Linked DNA regions of Homo sapiens: all the other regions are linked to region 3. Evidence: chromatin contacts called from ENCODE Hi-C or POLR2A ChIA-PET data. All regions are on one chromosome and are shown on one strand. The core of a region is the stretch at or near the end of the contact, and the rest is flanking DNA. Distances in the headings are between cores, read along the strand shown.

Evidence for each region. A loop is a pair of places that touch in the nucleus more often than their neighbours do. ChIA-PET counts read pairs that join two places held with the same protein, here RNA polymerase II (POLR2A). Pooled maps may share reads with other maps.
Region 1: a loop to region 3 is called in a map with no recorded cell type, with 3 times the contacts of the local background. The contact joins the promoter of ATMIN here to the promoter of BCO1 in region 3. A Hi-C loop is called at or near these places in 1 of 37 single-sample maps with no recorded cell type and 2 of 50 pooled maps. POLR2A ChIA-PET finds 5 or more read pairs at or near these places in 2 of 52 experiments (PC-9 and activated T-cell).
Region 2: a map of gastrocnemius medialis shows a loop between it and region 3 (18-fold over the local background). The contact joins the promoter of C16orf46 here to the promoter of BCO1 in region 3. A Hi-C loop is called at or near these places in 1 of 168 maps with a recorded cell type or tissue (gastrocnemius medialis) and 5 of 50 pooled maps. POLR2A ChIA-PET finds 5 or more read pairs at or near these places in 6 of 52 experiments (Caco-2, PC-9, WTC11 and 2 more).

Annotation. Positions count from the first base shown.
Region 1 is chr16:81,034,130-81,037,203 of GRCh38, reverse strand. ATMIN (ATM interactor) reads right to left here and starts at 1,362. Exons shown (of 4, transcript NM_015251.3): 1 at 998-1,362. The coding sequence starts at 1,333. It overlaps CENPN-AS1 (CENPN antisense RNA 1), which reads left to right. Exons shown (of 4, transcript XR_007065134.1): 1 at 1-467; 2 at 2,278-2,449. RefSeq lists silencers at 693-1,042, 1,253-1,542.
Region 2 is chr16:81,075,514-81,078,544 of GRCh38, reverse strand. It overlaps C16orf46 (chromosome 16 open reading frame 46), which reads left to right and starts at 1,307. Exons shown (of 4, transcript NM_152337.3): 1 at 1,307-1,409. C16orf46-AS1 (C16orf46 antisense RNA 1) reads right to left here. Exons shown (of 2, transcript XR_007065137.1): 2 at 1,947-2,121. RefSeq lists enhancers at 225-883, 996-1,045, 884-1,544, 1,636-1,775.
Region 3 is chr16:81,236,859-81,239,943 of GRCh38, reverse strand. BCO1 (beta-carotene oxygenase 1) reads right to left here and starts at 1,255. Exons shown (of 11, transcript NM_017429.3): 1 at 972-1,255. The coding sequence starts at 1,035.

The sequences.
Region 1 (3,074 bases), core at 113-2,612, 200 kb after region 3:
TATGTCACTGCTGGCCTAGAGTGGTGGAAGGAAACTTGCCATTGTAATGACTGAGAGATTGTGACTTAACAGGTCCGGGGTGGGGCTGGACATCTGGATTTTTAATAAGCTTGTCACAGATGTGTCCCAAGGTTGAAAATGACTGCCCTGTTTTGCATAACGTGGAGGGTTGTTGAGACTATTGTCATGGTGTATTTACTGTGTCCCCCTCTTAAAGAAGAGCCACAGGGGCAATTTCCCTTAGGTCTCAGTCCTGAGCTGATCTTACCAACACCGTGAAACTGACTGATGGTGTTTAGAGGCAAACCTACCGCTCCTTTAAAACATTTTTTTATTCATAATCGACACACAGTAATTATTCCTACTGATGGGGTGCGGTGTGCAGCATGGATGGACATATACATTGCATAGTGATCAAGTCAGAGTGTTTAACATGTCCTCGACCTCAAACGTATTGTCTCTTGGTGGTGAGAACATTTAAAACCCTCTCTTCTAGTTATTGTGGCACATACAGTCCACTGGGCAGGACCCAAGGGCGGCATTGTGGGTGTCGTGGCAAGCACAGGGCTTTAGAACCAGAGGCCCCGGTTTAAAGCCCCGCATCATCTAGGTTGCATAATCTGTTTCTCATTAATATAATGGAGACGATGCGTCCCTCGCCAAAACGCCGTTAAGAACTCACAGGCAAAAAAGTGTAAAAAGCCTGGGCCGGCGTCCGGCACGACACTCGGGGCCAGGGAGCCAGGGAACCAGGGAACTGGCGCGTACGGCGGACCCGGGGCTCCCAGCTCCTCCTCCCCCCCAGAGGCCGCACCTGCGGCGCCTGCCGCGAGGGTTCGAGAGCCGCCTCCGGCCGGGGAGGGCAGAGGCCGGTGGGGCAGCGGCAGCGGCAGCGCGCAGGGCGCTCGTCCCCCCGAGGCCGGCTTCGCGCGCCGGCGCCGGGCGCTTTGTTGGAGCCAGGCCCGGCCCCCCGGGCCGCCGGCCGCGTCGGGCTCACCTGCAGGCGGTGGCTCTTGACTAGGTGCATGTTGAGCGCGGGGCTGTTGGGCAGGATCTTGCCGCAGCCGCGCACGGTGCACAGGATGTTGGTCCGCACGGCCCGGGACAGCTCGCTCACCGACGGCTGGATCAGCTCCCCCGCCGGCGGCGCGGGGACAGCGGGCTGCTGCGTCGCCCCCGCGGGCCGCGGCCGGCTGCCCCTCAGTCGGGGTCCCGGGGGCACCCACGGGCCCGAGGCGGCGGCGGCGGCTCCTGTCGTGGCCGCCGGGACGGCCCGGGCACCCGCCGCCAGAGCCGCGGACCCCGCCGCCGCCGCCGCCTCCGAGGCCGCCATGGCTCCCGCACGGCCGCCCGGCCCAGTTCGTAGGCCCCGCCCCCGCCGCAGCCACTTCCGGCAGGGGGCGAGGCCGCCAGGCTTGTTAGCATCCGGCGGGCCCAGGCGGCCGCGGCGCCCCCTGCCGGCCGCGGAGGGCGCGCCTTGGAGGGAGAGGACTTTAGGTGACGCCGCCAGGAGGCGAAATTTCACCTGCCAGCAGGTAAAAGGTATTGCCCCGCCTCTCTAATCGATCCATTCTTCCTAGGAAAGTGACTTCAGGCAGTAGTCACATAAAAGAAAAAGCAATACGTTGAGCAATGCGTTTACTTCCCAAAGATTAGAAACAACCCAAATGTCTAGTGGCAGGTGAGGCAGAAGTACACTGATTTCCGCCGTTGTTTATTACCTAGGCCTTACTGGGTACCAGGTGGGTCTGGTGGATGCACTTTTCATGCTGTGTCTCATTTTGTCTTCAAAACGACTGTAGCGGGTATGTACTGTAACTTGCCCCACCTTGTGCAGAGAAGGACATTTAGGCTTATATAAATTAAGTAACTTGACCTAGACCACACTATACAAATGAAAAGATTGTTATTATTGATAGGATTAATCATTTTAAGAAGGCTGGATTTGCTTGCTTCTATTTTAGCTGCTGAAATTAGGATTACTGTTTGGGAGACACTGCAGTTCAGTATACGATTACAAAACTTAATACTTAGACTGGGTAGTTCATGTAAATGGACATAGGAGGCTGGGGTAGACAAAAGGGAGGGGTGAGGACTGCAGTGAAATTGGAAACACATCCTTTATTAAAAGGGGGCAGCTGCTACTCATCTTTGGTATGGCTAGAGTTTTATGTGAAAATTTCCACCTTTTACATACTAGCAGCTATATTCGTTTTCTCTTGCTATTAATAAATTACCACAAACTTACTGCCTTAACACAAATTTATTATCTTCCAGCTCTGGAGGTCAAAAGAAATGAGACTGCTGGGCTAAGATCAAGGTGTCAGCAGGGCTGTATTCCTTCCCAAGGCTCCAGGGGAGAATCTGTTCACTTGCCTTTCCCAGCTTCTAGAGGTTGCCTACATTCCTTGGCTTGCGGACCCTTCCTCCATCTCCAGAATCAGTAACGGTGAGTTGAGTCTTCGTCACATCACATCACTCTGATTTCTTCAGTAGTGATCCCTCTGATTCTTCTATTCTTGAGGCCCCCTGTGATGACATTGGGCCCATTCAAATCATCCAGGATAATTTCTCCAACTGCCAAGTCCCTTTGCCTTGCAAGATAACTGTGATAATGTGAAGTATATATTTGGTCTTTGTCCTGGCATGCAATTCCTAAAATCCTTGGAATCAGCAAATTGGTGTTTTTTTGTATGCTAATTAGTTGACTGATGACTCACAGTCCCTAGGTAGCTTTAGGATGGGACTGGTCACTGGAAAGACCAAGGTAGGATTAGAGGCTTGAGACTTTCAGCCCTCCCCCTCAACCTCTGGGGAGGAGACAGGGGCTGAAGCTTAAGCTGATCAATCATTCCTAGGTAATGAAGCCTCCATAAAATCCCAAAAGAAATGGGTTTGGAGAACTTCCAGATAGCTGAATGCATGGAGTTTCCTGGAGGGAGGCGCACTCAAAGAGGGCATGCGTGGAAGCTCTTGCCCTATGCATCTTTTCATCTGAATCCTTTGTAACATCCCTTGTAAGAAGTCAGTCTATGTGTCTTCCTGAGTTCTGTGAGCTGCCCTAGCAAATTAAT
Region 2 (3,031 bases), core at 58-2,557, 160 kb after region 3:
ATTAATATTCATTTAGCAAATCTTAGTTAAGACTTTTGGTATACTTCCCAGAAACTTTTTTCTAATATGCAAGGTCTTGCACTGTTTCCCAGGCTGGAGTGCAGTGACACAATCATAGCTTACTGCAACCTTCAACTCCTGGGCTCAAGGGAGCCTCCTGCCTCAGCTGGGATTCCAGGTGTGAGCCACGGTGCCCAGCTGTTTTCAATAGATCTGAAGGAAGACCAAAACAAATTGTCAACTGATAAAACATTTAAATGTTTTTGGTTAATACTTACTAGCTTGAGATACAATAAAACCCCTTTTATTTGCATCTTCCTATTTATGTGAACAAGGTACCTAAGCTTACACGTATGAAAAAAGTTGGAATAGAATTATAGCTGAATCCGTCTCATTGGAGCAATCACAGTGCTAGAGAACTTAGATACCAAAATTTTTTTTGAGACTTGAGTTTTGCTCTCCAGGCTGGAGTGCAGTGGTGCCATCACAGCTCACTGCAACCTCCGCCACCCGGGTTCGAGCCAGTCTCCTGCCTCAGTTTCCCAAATAGCTGAGATTACAGGCGCCCGCCACCACACCCGGCGAATTTTTGTATTTTTAGTAGAGACACGGTTTCGCCATGTTGACCAGGCTAGTTTCGAACTCCTGATCTCAGGTGATACACCCACCTCGGCCTCCCAAGTGCTGGGATTACAGGCGTGAGCCACCGCGCCTGGCCTAGATACCGGTTTTCTACAGCAGAAATAGTCACACTTTCTAAAGCAGAAGGGCTTTGGAGTCAGACCCGAGCTGGAGTGGGGGATGCTTTGCGATCTCTCTTCAGCAAGCTGTTGTTTTAGGGACGTGGGGCCACCTTCCTTTATTTGTATAAAAGATGCCACTGCCCACTTAAGAGCTGTGCTGCTCCGGGCCAGCAGTTCAGCGAGTGCCCGTCGGCCTGGTGCTGTCGGTCACGTAAGTGGGCTCTTTGAGGCTCACAACGCGTCCTCCCTGGACGTTCTGGGCCTGTTAAGTTTGTGTCCGTGGGAAACGCTCACGGCGGTTCCCCAGAGGGCCGAGGGAGAAAAGTGAGGACGTTTCTGGCCGCCTGGCATCTGCTAAATATCCTAGCAGGCACAAGGGCTCCCCAACGGGACTCGCCGACCCGAGAGCCCGGGTGGGCCTCAAGCCCCGCCATCTGAGACCCTCCGTCGCTGGCCCTTCCGGCGGCAGCGCCCGGAGCGGATAGGAGATGCCACGAACCGCCTCGCCAGTGCTAGGCTTTGTTGGGCTACGTCACTTCCGCCGCGGTCCCGCCCCCAGCGTGGTCGTAACCCAAGGCAACGGCCCATCCGGCAGCGACCTGAGTAGCTCTTGCCAGTAGGCCGGGACTAGCTGTCTCGGGGCCTTCCATCCGCTTGGCCCCACAGGTAGGTGTGAGCGGCCATTTCTCCACCCCTGGGGCAAGGCCCGGGACCACTCCAAAGGCGACAGAGCGAGAGTCCCTGCCTCGTTCGAAAGGAAGCGAGAGGGAGCGAAAGGCAGAGGCACTATGTGCCGGGGCTTCCCCAGAGCGGGCGGGGTCTGGGGAGGGGCGGGGCCTGAGGAGGATCCGTTGGGAGCGGAACCCTTTAAGGGTGGGTAGACGGAGGACGGGGAGGAATTCGAACGGGCAATCCAGAACGCTTTTCTGAATGGGATAGTTTGAAAGAAGGGCAGGCGTCTTTGTGGCACGGTAGGAACTGGCGGAGGAAGGGGAAGAGCTAGATGAGGAAAAAAGGCTTATGGCATAAAGGGAGGAGCCTGATAGAGAAAGGGGTGTGGCCTGCAGGAAGGGGCGGGGCTAGATGAAGAGGTGGAGCCGAGCGTGATGCGCCTGGGCTTTAGGGGTGGCAGGTGGAGCGCGTGTGTTTGATGACTTGCGCTTTGCTGTGGACTGTAAGCTGTGTGAGAGTAGAGAAGACGGATGCTGCTTTAGCTTTTTATTCTCAGTGCTAGGTACTTAGTGAATTCATTAATGTGAGTTGAAAAAGGGGAAGAGTTTGAGACTGAGATTGGAATAGATGTGGTCTGATCGGGAGGGATGGTGTAGAAACTGCGCTCCTTGGCATCATTCTGTGAAATACTTGAGGTTCCTGTGACCTGTAGGCATATAATAAGCAGAAGGCACATATAATTAACAAGGAGGATAAAATTTATACTCTTGGAAATATGAACAAATTGTGCAAGTTGGGTGGCGCGGGTGCTTAACTTTCAGACAAAGGTTCAGCTCCTTCCAGTGTGTTTCTAAATGCGACTCCCAACTCATTTTCCTGTAGAAACTGTGTCACAAATGATCAGGATGCCCAGGTCAGTCTTCAGGACCTATTTAACTGGTTCATGTAAGTGAAGATTGGTCCTGTATTAAGAAACTTAACTTCTGCCATGGCTAACAATATTTCTAATGATTATTCCTTCATTCAGCATAGGTTGTTAAGGAGCCGACCCACAGGAACGTTCATTCAAATTCCAAATGAGGCTGCCAGAAACTCATCTTTCCCTGGTTGGAATTTAAGATTCCTTTAAACCTATAGCTTGTAGGAAGATGAGGGTGTGTGGCACAGTGGAGAGCCAATGAGAAGTTGAGGCAAGGTGATAAGGAGTTTTGAGAGATTACCATCTATCTGCTTTTGACATAAACAGCTTGCGTTTGACTTAATACCCTGGGCCTTGGTTTCTCCTGGTCCTTCAACATTCCCCTGCCCTTAATGGATTAGGAATCTGTCAACCAGGTATAGGAAGCTACGGTAAGATATTTGTAATCTGACTATATAGACAGACTGGCAAACATGTGGCACACTCTATTTTCTGGCAGACATAATTAATCAACCCCAGAAATTTTTCCTGCTATAGTCAGGTCATAAGATCCTTCTCAATACAACACTCTAGGTAGCCACTAGTTTGGAGTTGACAATTCAGAATTTTCTTTGTTTTGTTTTGAGACAGTCTCACCCTGTTACCCAGGTTGGAGTGTAGTGGTGCAATCTCGGCTTACTGCAACCTCTGCCTCTCG
Region 3 (3,085 bases), core at 6-2,505:
CCTGCAGGCCTGAGCTGACTCAGCTGTTCTTAAAACTGAGCGAGCACCACTCTGGGGACCCGGGAGTCCAGAACCAGGAACTGCCCTTTAGAGTCGAAATGGTACCAGGAAAGTGGCAACTCAAAAGAGGAGGAAAAAGAGATATAAAAGATTAAGCGAAACACAGAGCCTCTAAAGGATAGAAGGTCCTACTCCTATAGGCTCTGCAGGAGCTCACACCTGTGAGTTCCTGAGAGAAAATCACATCAGACTCTGCAATCCCCTGCAAGTGTGCGTGGTGGATGTGCATGCGTGGGAGCTCATGCACGCCCCTCTAAGCATTTTGAAACTAATTTAGAATGCATACATTTGCACAAATACATCATGCATCTGAGACAGGCAGCAGTTTGCAGATTAATCCCATTGTCTATGTACCCACTGGGGCATTCCAATGCTTTTTTCCTGGGAACAGTGAGACTGACTCTCCTCCCTTTGCAAACGGAGTTATAATGTGTAAAAGAATACCTAGATTTTCACAGAAAATGTGTCCCCTCTCTGTACTGTTTTCCAGACTTTCCAAAAGTAATTTACAATTAGTATTACTTATATCATCAGGAAAAAATAGTGTCCATCTAAACACAAGGAAGAAGCCAGGTGCAGTGGCTCACCCCTGTAATCCTAGCACTTTCGGAGGCCGAGGTGGGTGGATCACTTGAGGCTAGGAGTTCGAGACCAGCCTGGCCAACATGCTGAAACCCCGTCTCTACTAAAAACACACAGATTAGCCGGGCTTGGTGGTGGGTGCCTGTAATCTCAGCTACTCGGGAGGCTGTGGTGGGAGGATCGTTTGAACCCAGGAGGCAGAGGTTGCAGTGGGCCGAGATCAAGCCACTGGACTCCAGCCCGGGCGACAGAGCGAGACTCCGCCTCAAAAAAAAAAAAAATAATAAAATAAATAGAAGAAAGAGCCCAGTGTTTATCAGAATGCTCACCTGTCACTTTGGCCCTCACAGGCTCCAGCTGTTCTTTCCTATTCCTGCCAAATATTATATCCATTGCTCAGGGTGCCGAGGGAGATCGATTTTAACAGCAAACAGGTGCTCCTCTGTGTTCACAGGAGATGCTGCTCCCTCCTCCTGCGTTTCCTTCCTGCTCTCCTGCTCCTTCCCTCCTTCACATCTCTGTCTCTCCTGATGCCGTTTCTGCCTTTGCTTTTTCCTTTTTGGCTGGCTCTCACTTGTCCCTCTCCAAGAGCCCTGGATCTCTTTACATTCACAAGGGAAGCTGCGCTGGCGTTACTTATAAGATGTTTGGTTAAAGGTTAATTTCCAAGCCATGTGTCATAGCTAATCTTTAATCCTCTTATTGTTCCCTCAGCTTTCCCTCTCCAGTTTCACTTTTGACTTAACCAAAAAAAAAAAAAAGCTTGCTTCAGACTAGGTTCTAAATAAGCAGAGAGAATTCCGTGCCTGCTGTTATGTTGCCCGACGTAATCCAAGAGCTGGAGTTGTTTATGATCAGAACAAGAAGAGATGCTGGGAATCAGAGGTGCTGGGAATTAGGAGAAACTTGAGCTAAGCTCTGTGATCACTGAATGTCTGCTGCACAGCAGGGAACCCCTTCAGCAGAGACGGGAAAGGTTTTACATTTTGTTTTGTTTTTAGTAAAGGCCCCGATGCTCCCCTCTAATAATCATACATAAAGAGCCACTTAATTCATTATTTTCTTTTTGGAAGAAGGAGACATAAAATGTTTCATGTACCTATTTAAAAAATAACGAACGGGAACCAAAGGCTTTTCTCAGAAACTATAAAGAATAGTAAAAAAGACGGGCCAGGAGTGGTGGCTCATGCCTGTAATCCCAGAACTTTGGGAGGCCATGGTTGGCGGGTCACTTGAGGTCAGGAGTTCGAGACCAGCCTGGCCAACACGGCGAAATCCTGTCTCTACTAAAAATACAAAAATTATCCAGGCGTGGTGGAAGACGCCTGCAATCCCAGATGCTAAGGAGGCTGAGGCAGGAAAATCGCTTGAACCTGTGAGGCAGACATTGCAGTAAGCTGAGATGGCACCACTGCACTCCAGCCTCGGCCACAGAGTGAGACTCTGTCTCAAAAAATAAATAAGTAAACAGAATAGTTAAAAAGAAACTTCAACTTCCTGGCCTATCAAGAGGGCAAAACAATGCCTGAATTTGATCTGAGCTTCCCTATTATTCGTGTATCTTCGTGTGTTGCCATTGCCTGAAATTCGTATTCAACTTGCTATATGCACTGATTGAAGTTAATGAACTCATCTTAACGTATTTTGCTTAAAGAAAGAACCAGTCATTTGCTCTGTGGGTAGAGTAAGAAAAGGCAGTGGCACTGGCCTTTATGCAACCCAGCTGAGAATAATGATGGTCCGGTCTGGGCTGAGAGCACATGCCAGCACCTTGGGCCGTTCATTCCTGACAGCTGTGTGGTCTGGCTGTGCTTCCGCCCTGGCACACATTGGAATCACCTGATTGGCAGTACTAAATGTATCAGTGCTGGGCCTCACTCCAGACCCACTGACGCAGAATCTCTGAAGGTGGATCTCAGCCATCAGTTTTTTTTTTTTATGTTGGCCGGGTGTAGTGGCTCACACCTGTAATCCTAGCACTTTCGGAGGCCAAGGCGGGAGGATCACTTGAGCCCAGGAATTAAGACCAGCCTAGGCAACATATTGAGGCTCCGTCTCTACCAAAAAAAATTAGCTGGGCATGGTGGTGCGTGCCTGTAGTCCCAACTACTTGGGAGGCTGAGGTGGGAGGATCACTTGAGTCTGGGAGGTTGAGGCTGCAGTGAACTGTGATAGCAGCACTGGACTCCAGCCTGGGCAACAAAGCAAGCCCTTATCTCAAAAATAAAACATACGGAGGCAGAGGCGGGCGGATCACGAGGTCAGGAGATCAAGACCATCCTGGCTAACACCGTGAAACCCCGTCTCTACTAAAAATACAAAAAATTAGCCGGGCGTGGTGGCAGGTGCCTGTAGTCCCAGCTACTCGGGAGCCTGAGGCAGGAGAATGGCGTGAACCCAGGAGGCAGAGCTTGCAGTGAGCCGAGATCGCGCCACTGCACTC